Linked DNA regions of Homo sapiens: region 2 is linked to region 1. A link is an interaction called in ENCODE POLR2A ChIA-PET data of the cell type or tissue named here. Cell type or tissue: Panc1. All regions are shown on one strand. Links, peaks and the distances in the headings refer to the core of each region. The heading gives the core; the rest is flanking DNA.

Region 1 (5,702 bases), core at 474-5,473:
AAGTTGGGCTTGCTATTCTGTCCCTAGGTGTTTTGTTCACCATTATAATGAATTTAGTGAGCATAGGTGATCCATGTAACTGCCTAGAAACAACACTGTAGTAAATAATGCTTTGAAATTGAACCTTTGTGCCCTATCACCCAACGCTCCAAAGTCATAATTGCATTGACTTTCCCCACCAGATGCTGAAAATGTCCTTGTGATGTGCACGTAAAGTACTTGTAGTTCCACTTATAGCCTCTGTCTGGCAATGCCACAGCCCTGTCAGCATGAATTTGTAATGTCTTGAGCTCTATTATGAATGTGAAGCCTTCCCCTTATCCTCCCTGTAACTTGATCCATTTCTAATTATGTAGCTCTTTGTCAGGGAGTGTTCCCTATCCAATCAATCTTGCATGTAACGCAAGTTCCCAGTTGGAGCTCCAGCCTGACATCAAAAAAGGCAGTTACCATTAAACCATCTCCCTGGTGCTTATGCTCTTAATTGCCACCTCTAACAGCACCAAATCAAAATCTCTCCACTTTCAGCTGTCTTTTGGAGGACGTACGTAATAAGGTTTTAATTTAGTAAACCAATCCTATGCATGGTTTCAGCACTAGCCAAACCTCACCAACTCCTAGTTCTAGAAAAACAGGCACTTGGCAGCCTTGTGATGTCATACAGAGAAGTCACAGGGCAGTACCTGAGGGTCTGTAGGTTGCACACTTTGGTACCAGATAACTTTTTTTTTTCTTTATAAGAAAGCCTGAGTACTCCACACTGCACAATAACTCCTCCCAGGGTTTTAACTTTGTTTTATTTTCAAAACCAGGTCCAATGAGCTTTCTGAACAGCTGGTGTAGCTACAGAGAAACCAGCTTCCTTCAGAGAGCAGTGCTTTTGGCGGGGAGGAGGAAATCCCTTCATACTTGAACGTTTTCTAATTGCTTATTTATTGTATTCTGGGGTATGGCGTAAGTACAGAGAAGCCATCACCTCAGATGGCAGCTTTTAAAAGATTTTTTTTTTTTCTCTCAACACCATGATTCCTTTAACAACATGTTTCCAGCATTCCCAGGTAGGCCAAGGTGTCCTACAGAAAAACCTTGGGTTAGACCTACAGGGGGTCTGGCTGGTGTTAACAGAAGGGAGGGCAGAGCTGGTGCGGCTGGCCATGGAGAAAGCTGACTTGGCTGGTGTGGTACAGAGAAGCCAGCTTGTTTACATGCTTATTCCATGACTGCTTGCCCTAAGCAGAAAGTGCCTTTCAGGATCTATTTTTGGAGGTTTATTACGTATGTCTGGTTCTCAATTCCAACAGTTTAATGAAGATCTAAATAAAATGCTAGGTTCTACCTTAACTGTGTCTGTTACTCATTTGTTAAAGTGCTTTGGGGCCATAGGTACGTGCCTATAATCCCAACACTTTGAAAGGCTGAGGTAGGAGGATCACTTTAACATAGAAGTTGGAGGCTGTAGCGAACCATTATCAAGCCACTGCACTCCAGCCTGGGTGACTGAGACTTTGGCTCTTAAAAAATGCTATCATATGAATAACCTGAGAATACTATATGTGTATCTTTAACCTTGAATTGTAATCCATAATTAGCCATAATTCAGGAAAATAACCTCAATCCCTAGACCCAGTGGGTGGGCATTTTTTAAAAGCCTAAGCAAGATTTAGTCCTCCTAGTCCACTTAAGCCAAAATTCATGTGTCCTTATTGCAGCAGCCATTCAATGCCATTTTTAAGTTTTCAACTAAGGTTGAGGGCTTCAAACCATTGAAGGCATAAAAACCGCTAAAAGTATTAACCTGGAAGTGGTAATGTCTATCTAAAGTCCTGGCAATTTAAGCCTATTAATCTGCATACATTTTTAAATTATGAGCTTAGTTTTAAGGGTTGTATGATGTTTTCATCTGAGAAGTTCTGAAACGTGATTTCTAGTCAATATCTTGCAGAGATAAATAATGCAAATTAGCTGAAAATGCTATAAATTTCCAAAGGCTTAAATTTCATTTATGGCAGGTTGTGTAGAAAATCCGCAGACCACACTGCTCTTGAACCTAGGAGCTACATGCATAGAGAATAGCCACTTGGATTACATTTCTACCAACATCTGAATGGTGGTCCAGCTTGTCCTGCAAATGTAGAGCCAAGGAGTGCTTGCTTATGCCTGTTTGCATGGAGACTTAAAAACTTGGAAATTTGGAGGCCAGGCGGAGTGGCCTGTAATATAGGCCACTATATAGTAATATAGGCGTGAGCCTATAATCCTAGCACTTTGGGAGGCCAAGGCATGCAGATCACGAGACCATCCTGGCTAACACAGTGAAACCCTGTCTCTACTAAAAATATAAAAAAGTTAGCCAGGCACCTGTAGTCCCAGCTACTCAGGAGGCCGAGGCAGGAGAATGGCGTGAACCCGGGAGGTGGAGCTTGCAGTGAGCTGAAATCGTGCCACCACACTCCGGCCAGGGTAACAGAGTGAGACTTAAAAAAAAAGCCGTGGAAATCTGGGTATGGTAGCTTACACCTGTAATCCCAGCACTTTGGGAGGCTAATGCGGGTGGATCACCTGAGGTCACGGTTTGATACCAGCCTGGCAAACTGAAACCCCGTCTCTACCAAAAATACAAAAAAGCTGGGTGTGGTGGCAGGTGCTTGTAATCCCAGCTACTCAGGAGGCTGGAGAATCACTTGAACCCAGGAGGCAGAGGTTGCAGTGAGCCGAGATGGCGCCATTGCACTCCAGCCTGGGCCAGAGCAAGGTTCCTTCTCAAAAAACTTGGAAATCTGTTGGGAAGTAGGGGGAGGGCAAGGTTAAAACCTATGCAGGTGTGTCAATTAGACTTGTTCCAACTTGAGAACCTGAATTTTGCATGTAATTGAAATGTTCCAGAACAAGTCTGGCAGTTTCATAAGGGAGTTTTTAGATGCCAATACATTGCAGATAACCATATTGGCTACATTAGGGGAATGAGCATGGATAGGTGCCTCCAAGTTGGTAGAATAGCATGAGAAGTTTTCAAAAGTAACCGCTTTAAGGTTATGTTCAGTATTTGCTAAGTAAACAAAGATTCCCCAACCTTGAGGGAGCTTGTGGACCAAGGGGATAGTGTTGTCCTGCCCAGCCTAGGGGAAAAGTATCCTGAAGGTTAATAAGGTGGTGGAGGAACATTAGGCCACAGGGAGCAGAGGGAAAGCATAACAGCAGGGGATGATAAGGGTGATTATAGTTTAGAAAGCATGAAAGTATGACTTAAGGAAATGTCTTTAGGTTGAACATTCTGTATATAACCTGCCTTTCTAAAGTTTCAAAGGGGATGGATACCCATCAGGGGCAAAGATCCAAATCCTGAGGGTAGAATGAGGAGGATGTATACTAAAGTCTTTTGGCTAAAAGGACATTGATAGCCCATTTTTAGAATGGCTACAGTTGCAACCCAACTCTACCCCACTGAACAGCTTTTATTACCAGTATTTACATGACCACTTTTTCTTTACACCTCACCCTACCCCAATATCTTCCTTGGGAAAATTGGTCAGAGAGGTGGTATACTAACAGTTTGGGGAAGGGCAGCATCCTTGCCCATATTTAGAAAAATACTTTTTCAAGTGTCTTCTCCCAAGTAACTCTTGGGACTTTTGTTACCAGTCAAGTAGGTACAGTGAGTTTGGCAAACAACATAGTGGCAAAGTATCTTCTATTGTGTTACTATGAGAGAAGATCTGCAAAAGGATTGAAAATCAGCATCCCTCCCACCCATTCTTACAAAGTAATCAGGGGACCCTGTGCCACAGCCATTGCTTGCCCATATAATACCTTGAATGAATTAGAGATTTTCCACCAAACTCCATTTGGCCTCCTCAGTGGTGGGGGAGGGTGGCAATCTGCTTGACAACTAACATGTCGGCCCTGTCCTGGTCTATCCCTAACTAGATGCTAATACAAAGGTTGAAAATACAGATATAGGTAGTAATGAAAACAGATTTGGCTGGGCACGGTGGCTCACACCTGTAATCCCAGCCCTTTGGGAGGCCAAGGCAGGTGGATACTTAAGGTCATGAGTTTGAGACCAGCCTGGCCAATGTGGGAAACCATGTCTCTACTAAAAATACAAAAATTAGTTGGGCGTGGTGGTGGGCACCTGTAGTCCCAGCTACATGGGAGGCTGAAGTGGAAGAATCGTTTAAACCCAGGAGGTGGTGGCTGCAGTAAGCCAAGATTGTGCCACTGAACTCCAGCCTGGGTGATAGAGTGAAACCCTGTCTTTAAAAAAAAATAGATTCAAGAGGTATCCAGGAGGTAAAATTGATGGGACTTGGCAATTTTAAGAAATGCAAGGAAAAAGGAAGAGTCAAGGCTGATGACCTAGAGATAACAGCTTGGCTAAGGTACAGAGCTGCCATTCAATAATAAAGAATAAGGAAGTCTGAGTTGGGGATGAATGTAAGTTCTGTTTAGGATGAACTGAGCTTGATAGCCCTGTGGGATATCCAGGTGGAACTTAGACCTATACGTCTAGGGCACAGGAAAGAAACCTAGCATCGTTGGAAATCCTGGAGTAGACACAATCATCTGAAGTATGTATACTGAAAAAGCAGTTGCTTAGGAAAGAACCCCCGGAACACTGTCCAAGGAGGAGTGGGGGAGAGTATGGGAAGAGAAGCCTGCAAAGAGATGCAATCATTTACAGAAGTTACTGAGACTGCCAATTTACTACCGGTCTCTGCTACAAGTCCATGAGCTCCCAAAGCAGGGATCCTTTTTCATAACCCTGCATTCTCGCTTCCTAGCTCAGTGCCAACCCTTTGAATTTTCACTGAACTGAGGAGCTTCCTGAGTTACCCTTGTATACCCCAACCTACAAAATGTCTAAGCATTCCCTAATCCCTTACTAAATTTAGTTAATTCTTACTTTACCTCCCCTTCTGCTCACCAAAGGCTAGAATAATACCAAATACTAAGCTTATTTTTAGAGAAAATCTAGCAATCATCTAGATTTCCTTATTTAACTTTGATGCTGCTATTCTGACTGCTCTCATAACTGCTAGTGAAACACTGGGTGTATATAGATAATAGGAACAAAGAAGGAACCAAAATTGCAATGAAGATAAATTACTTTGTGTGCATTTACAACCTGACCACCATCCAATTATACTTTTAATTAAGAAAACATGTTTTAAGCTGCATTATTTCAGATTATCAGTGATTCTGAAAATTACAAGTGGCAGGGTGCAGGACCTTAAGTCAAATAGACGTTAAGTTCAAACCATCAGTCCATTCGTCACTAGCTGTATGTCTTCGGGCAAATTATTTTACCTCTCAGCCTAATGTAATAATGCAGGTAACACTGCTCACGCGGTGTGTTGCACATAGCAAACACTTGGGAACAGTTAGCTATTCATCGTGGTACATTAAATTGCTTTTCCCCAAGAGCCACTTTATTTATTTATTTTGAGACGAAGTCTTGCTCTGTTGCCCAGGAGTGCAGTGGCTCGATCTCGGCTCACTGCAACCTCCACCTCCTGGGCCCAAGCGATTCTCATGCCTCAGCCTCCTGGGTAGTTGGATTACAGGCACCCACCACCACGTCTGGCTAATTTTTGTATTTTTAGTAGAGAAGGGGTTTTGCCATGTTGGCCAGGCTGGTCTCGAACTCCTGGCCTCAAGTGATCTGCCCACCTCAGCCTCCCAAAATGCTGGGATTACAGGCG
Region 2 (5,702 bases), core at 406-5,405, 250 kb before region 1:
CCTCGAATCCAGCAGAGGTCCTTAGCCTGTCTTTGTCTTTCTTGACCTTCACATTTTTTGAGAAGTACAGGCCAGCTGTTTTGTAGAATGTCCCTTAGTTTGGGTTTGTCTGATGTTTCGTCATGGTTAGATTCAGATTGTGCATTTTTGGCCAGAATGTCACTGCACTAAAGTTGCATCCTCGTTACCTCATTTCAGGAGGTAGCCCTACAGTCTGCCTTTGTCCCAGTATTAGTGATGTTAGCATCAACTGTTTGGATTAGGTGGTATCTGACAAACGTTTCCACCCTAGGGTAACAATTTTTCCCTTTGTAATTAATAAGTGTTTTGTAGGGAGAGGCTCCAAGGCTATGCCAATGCCCTATTTCTCATCAATTTTTCACCCACTAGTTTTAGCAGGCAGTGATGGTTTTCCACCTGCATCGTTCCTTCTGTTCATTTCTGCTGTTGAGCTTCAGCGTCTTTGAAATTCTTACTCATGTCTCCCAGCCCATTCGTCTTTGTATAGACTGGAGTTGACATTGTGGCAAGTCACATTTGTGCCATTTGTAACTGTGATGAGAAAGTCGCTGATAGATACAGAGAAAAAAAATTAAAAACCATTCTACAAATAGTGTTTCTAAAGAAGAGACCAAACTGAAGGAAAAGAGGCAATTAAGAAAGTTAAAATGGGCTCTAAAAACAAAAACTTGAATTTATGGATTGAAAGAGCTCCTTTGAATTCTATAAAACTCAATGAAAATTGACATTCACCTAGACATATCCTAAAAACAGTTCAAATTGCAAGGGTTTAGAAATGTTTTCCTTCAAGCACCCATGCAGAAGAGAAAAAAAGGCAAATGCCAAAGGAACAAAAATAAAGGTAACCTTAGGGCTGTCTTTTGCCACCCTTAATGCCAGCAAACAGTGGGAAAAGAAGAGTTTGGGTAAGGAAAGGCTTATCCCAAGAATGACAAATCCTGTCCTACTTGCAAAGACCTCAGAAACATACCATTGCTCAGAAGGACCTGAAAGCACATTCCAGGTCCCAGAGTCTTTTCTCTCTCCTATTGCCCTGCAGAGACTCTTGACTTACCTTCACATTTTTCGTAGCCTGCAGCACACCACTTTCAGGAGCTCAGAAAGTATTTGTTGACCCATCCGTACAGACCCTCATTCTCCTCTCTGCTGCAGCCCACTGGCCTGCCGTGGGTCCTCACACGTGCTATGCCAGGCATACTACACTAGTGTTTCTTTGGCCAAAATGTCCTTCCCCACAATCAACGTGTCCAGCTCCCCACTTCTTTCAAAATGTGAAAGTCATGCTCTCAGGCCAGGCGCAGTGCCTCACACCTGTAATCCCAGCATTTTGTGGGGCCCAGACAGGCAGATTGCTTAGTCCAGGAGCTCAAGACCAGCCTGGGTAACATGGCAAACCCCCATCTCTACAAAAAATACAAAAGTTAGCCCGGCATGGTGGGAAGATCCCGTGAGCCCAGGAGGCAGAAGCTGCAGTGAGCTGAGGTCACACCACTACACTCCAGCCTGGGGGGACACAGTGAGACTGTGTCTCCAAAAAAAAGTCATTTTCTCATTGACACCTTCCCTGGTCATCCTGGGAAACATCCTGTTTAACCTGCTCACCCCCTCTATATTTCTTTTCTACTTTCTCTTAGTTTTTCTTCTTAGCATTTTAACACTGTATTAAAATATTTTAATAAACTTATTTATCTAATATTTTTTATTTTATTTTATTTTTGTTTGAGACAGAGTCTCCCTCTGTCGCTCAGGATGGAGTGCAGTGGTGCGATCTCGGCTCACTGAAACCTCCACCTCCCAGGTTCAAGCGATTCTCCTGCCTCAGCCTCCCGAGTAGCTGGGATTATAGGCATGTGCCACCACGCCTGGCTAATTTTTATATTTTTACCGAGATCATGCCACTGCACTCCAGCCTGGGTGACAGAGTGAGACTCCATCTCAAAAAAAAAAAAAAAGTGCAGGCCGGGCGCGGTGGCTCACGCCTGTATCCCAGCACTTTGGGAGGTTGAGGTGGGCAGATCACGAGGTCGAGAGATCGAGACCATCCTGGCCAACATGGTGAAACCCCGTCTCTACTAAAAATACAAAAATTAGCTGGGCATGGTGGCGGGTGCACGTAGTCCCAGCTACTCGGGAGGCTGAGGCCAGAGAATTGCTTGAACCTGGGAGGCGGAGGTTGCAGTGAGTCGAGACTGCACTCCAGCCTGGTGACAGAGCAAGACTCTGTCTCAAAAAAAAAAAAAAAAAAAAAGCATGTGAGAGAGGACACATGGCTTCCTAGGGAGACCAGAGTTTAAAGACCTTTGTCTTGTACCAACTCTAGAAACAGACTGAAATAGACGGGAAACACCTGAGCTAGAAAGAGCTGGCTTGCAGCGCTTGCCTGAAGGATTTAGGTCTGAGGTGGCTCTCAGGGGCTCTTTGGATGCATCTGGATTCAGCTTCCTGGCCATGCACACCCATGCCCACGCTTGTGTGTTTTGTCCCTGTTGGGGTTATCCACAGAGGGGTGTGCGGTGGTTCCCTACATTCCTAGTCCTCGGTTTGGGTATATGCTGTGAACATCCTGCCCCTGGGGGCAGCTGAGGAGAGTAATGAGCAGGAACTTTTATTGGGACAGAAGCCTGCAAGGAGAACCTTCCTTCTAGGAGGCCACTATCTACTTACCGCCTTCCCTCCCGGTTCATTTTCTGGACAATGATGCCACCTAGTGGGAAACGGTAAGAACTCACACAGCATTTCGACAACTATACATAGATCTTCAAATAAAAATTTCCCTACTTTGTATTAGGTTGGTGCAAAAGTAATTGTGGTTTTGCCATTAAAAGTATGGCCAAAACCACAATTACTTTTGCACCAACCTAATACTTAATTCTGTTACCCATTGAGTCCTGTTTGCTGGTTTCTCCCCAGGCCAAATACAGCACATGAGCAATCAGGATTTGCTAATACTATCACCAGTTTTTAAGACAGCTATAAATGATGTAAATAAATGTAAATTTAAAACTGATGCAGAGGCTGGGCGTGGTGGCTCACACCTGTAATCCCAGCACTTTGGGAGGCTGAGGCAGGGGGATCGCCTGATGTCAGGAGTTCAAAACCAGCCTGGCCAACATGGTGAAACCCCATCTCTACTAAAAATACAAAAAAATTAGCCGGACATGGTGGTGGGTGCCTGTAATCCCAGCTACTTGGGAGGTTGAGGCAGGAGAATCGCTTGAACCCAGGAGGCAGAGGTTGCAGTGAACCGAGATCACACCACTTGCACTCCAGCCTGGGTGACAGAGCAAGACTCTGTCTCAAAATAGAATAAAATTTTATTTTGAGCCACTGAGCCCGGCACAGTGGCTCACACCTGTAATCCCAGCATTTTAGGAGACCAAGGTGGATGGATTGCTTGAGCGCAGGAGTTCGAGAACAGCCTGGGCAACATGGTGAAACCGCGTCTCTACAAAATATTAGCGAGGTGTGGCAGTGCGCATCTGTAGTCCCAGCTACTTGGGAGGCTGAGGTGGGAGGATTGCTTGAGCCTGGGAGGTAGAGGCTGCAGTGAACCGAGATTGCACCACTGCACTCCAGCCTGGGCAACAGAGCGAGACCTTGTCTCAAACACACACACACACACACACACACACACACACACACACACACACTGATGCCCAGAAAGGCTTAATGAAAGGAGATATGCCAAAATGACCATAGCGACAGGGTTAGGATGGTGCAGTTATGTTGTCTAAATGCTTTGTGATACAATTATGATATAGTTTGCATTTCTTTCTTAGAAAGTTTGTGTTATTCATAGTATATTTTTTTAAGTAGTAGATCATGGTGAAAGTAAAGTTGGAAAATATGGAAAGAGAGACAATAAAGACAAAGTTACCCATAGTTTCACCACTCAAATATAACTTGTTTACATTTTTGGTGTGCTTCTATTTAGCCTTTTTTTAAATTACAGAGTTTATGTATTTTTTAATTGTGATTATGTATTTTCACGCTGGTAATAATTCTATTGGATTTATTTTACTAAAAGTCACCCTTTAGACAAAGCTGTTTCCAGAAACTATCATTAAGATGCATTGGCTTCCTGGAAATCTGATCTTACAATAATTTTTAATATTTTTGTGTTGTATGTTCATGTATATGGAGATATCTTCAAAAACGAGTAATTGGACAGGTGAAAACAGTAAGAAGACAGTACTTTTTAAATTCATGATGCAACATCCAGTGAGCCCACCAGCCACCAGCAGGGCCCAGCTGTGTGCTGGCGCCACCTGGTGGTCATGGTTATAAACGGTTTAATTCTCCGCCTCTCCTCTCTGCTTGGCACACTGAAAAGGAACAAGGCTGTGGTGAGCTCAAGGATACCCAGGAAATCTATGGATTGGAGTTTGCATTATGAGTACCAAATAGGCACCACATGAAAGGAAAGAAAGGTCTCATGGAATCTACGAAATGAAAAATTCAAAGAGGAATATAGCCATTTGGAGTTGTAGCCCTTGGGTTACCTCCAAATCATCTTTTTTACAAATCTCTTTTTTTTTTTTTTGAAATGGAATCTTGCTCTGTCACCCAGGCTGGAGTGCAGTGGCACGATCTCGGCTCACTGCAGCCTCTGCCTCCTGGGTTCCAGCAATTCTCCTGCCTCAGCCTCCTGGGTAGCTGGGACTATAGGCACACGCCACCATGCCCGGCTAATTTTTGTATTTTTAGTAGAGACAGGGTTTCACCATGTCGGCCAGGCTAGTCTCGAACTCCTGACTTCAGGTGTTCTGCCCGCCTTGGCCTCCCAAAATGCTGGGATTACAGGCATGAGTCATCGTGCCCGGCCACAAATCTCTTTTAAAAAGAAATCTCTTCTCCACTTGTAACTCACTTATCTTATTATCAAAAAACATAATTTCTGTCCTTTCTCTGTGACAGATAAGTTTTACGTTTTGAGAAGGTTCTGGGAGAGACAGGTTGTACAAGAGAAAACATTCTTGTTTATTAGAGCCATAAACAGCTGATATGAATCCCAGCTCTGCCACTTACTAACCGTGTCCCAGGCTAAGTCATGTAATCTTTCTGGGCTGTTCCCTCATCTCTGGAATGGGGGTAATCACAGCTTCTTTTCTAGGTTATAAGGAGTAGAAATTATGCCTGGTGCTGTGTTTGTAATGCAGGGTTCAGTGACCTGTAGATGTTTTTAAAATAAAAAGCCTTATGGATAAGTCAGATTAGGTTTAAACAATTAAAAAGTTAATTCTGTTTACCAATTGTAGAACGCACAGGTTTTTCCCATGTTAACATCTCTGAAGATGTGTCTGTGGCGTGCCAGCGTTTTTCTCAATAGCTTTATAAAATAATGGTGCTCCTTCCATTTGGTGGTGTTTTACACAGAATGTGGTAGTGAGGTCAGCAGAGTAAAGTGTTACAGAGAGAAGTGTTTCAAGTGCTTTAGGGTTGTGTCTGTAAAGCCTGAATATGAGACTTGGTAGTATGAGGTCTAATGGGGGCAACTCTCCCCCTGCCCTGTTCCCAGTCCCAGACTTGAACCTGAGAGCAACTGTTTCTATGAAGTTTATTTGAAAAATGTGTGTTAAACCTTTTCAGGGCCGGGCGCAGTGGTTCACACCTGTAATCCCAGCACCTTGGGAGGCCGAGGCGGGTGGATCACCTGAGGTCAGGAGTTCAAGACCAGCCTG

What was found. ChIA-PET counts read pairs that join two places held together with the same protein. Peaks named below come from ENCODE experiments on the same cell type or tissue, not always from the same donor. Only the 100,000 strongest peaks of a DNase experiment are listed, where the experiment ranks them.
Region 2: POLR2A ChIA-PET joins it to region 1 with 14 read pairs; 8 of 35 experiments call an interaction of 5 or more read pairs at or near these places.

The regions. Positions count from the first base shown.
Region 1 is chr2:85,543,940-85,549,641 of GRCh38, forward strand. It overlaps MAT2A (methionine adenosyltransferase 2A), which reads left to right. Exons shown (of 9, transcript NM_005911.6): 9 at 1-1,342. GGCX (gamma-glutamyl carboxylase) reads right to left here. Exons shown (of 15, transcript NM_000821.7): 15 at 781-5,702. Among named protein-coding and RNA genes, the nearest start is that of MAT2A, 7.6 kb to the left of the region's middle. In Panc1, for the core only: a CTCF peak has its summit at 2,731; no DNase peak of the experiment used is centred there; H3K4me3 peaks cover 1,257 bases; H3K27ac peaks cover 4,928 bases.
Region 2 is chr2:85,296,234-85,301,935 of GRCh38, forward strand. The region is part of intron 4 of TCF7L1 (transcription factor 7 like 1); the gene reads left to right. Among named protein-coding and RNA genes, the nearest start is that of TGOLN2, 29 kb to the right of the region's middle. In Panc1, for the core only: CTCF peaks have their summits at 2,732 (motif pointing left), 2,934 and 4,283 (motif pointing left); DNase peaks (open chromatin) are centred at 2,708 and 4,279; H3K27ac peaks cover 856 bases.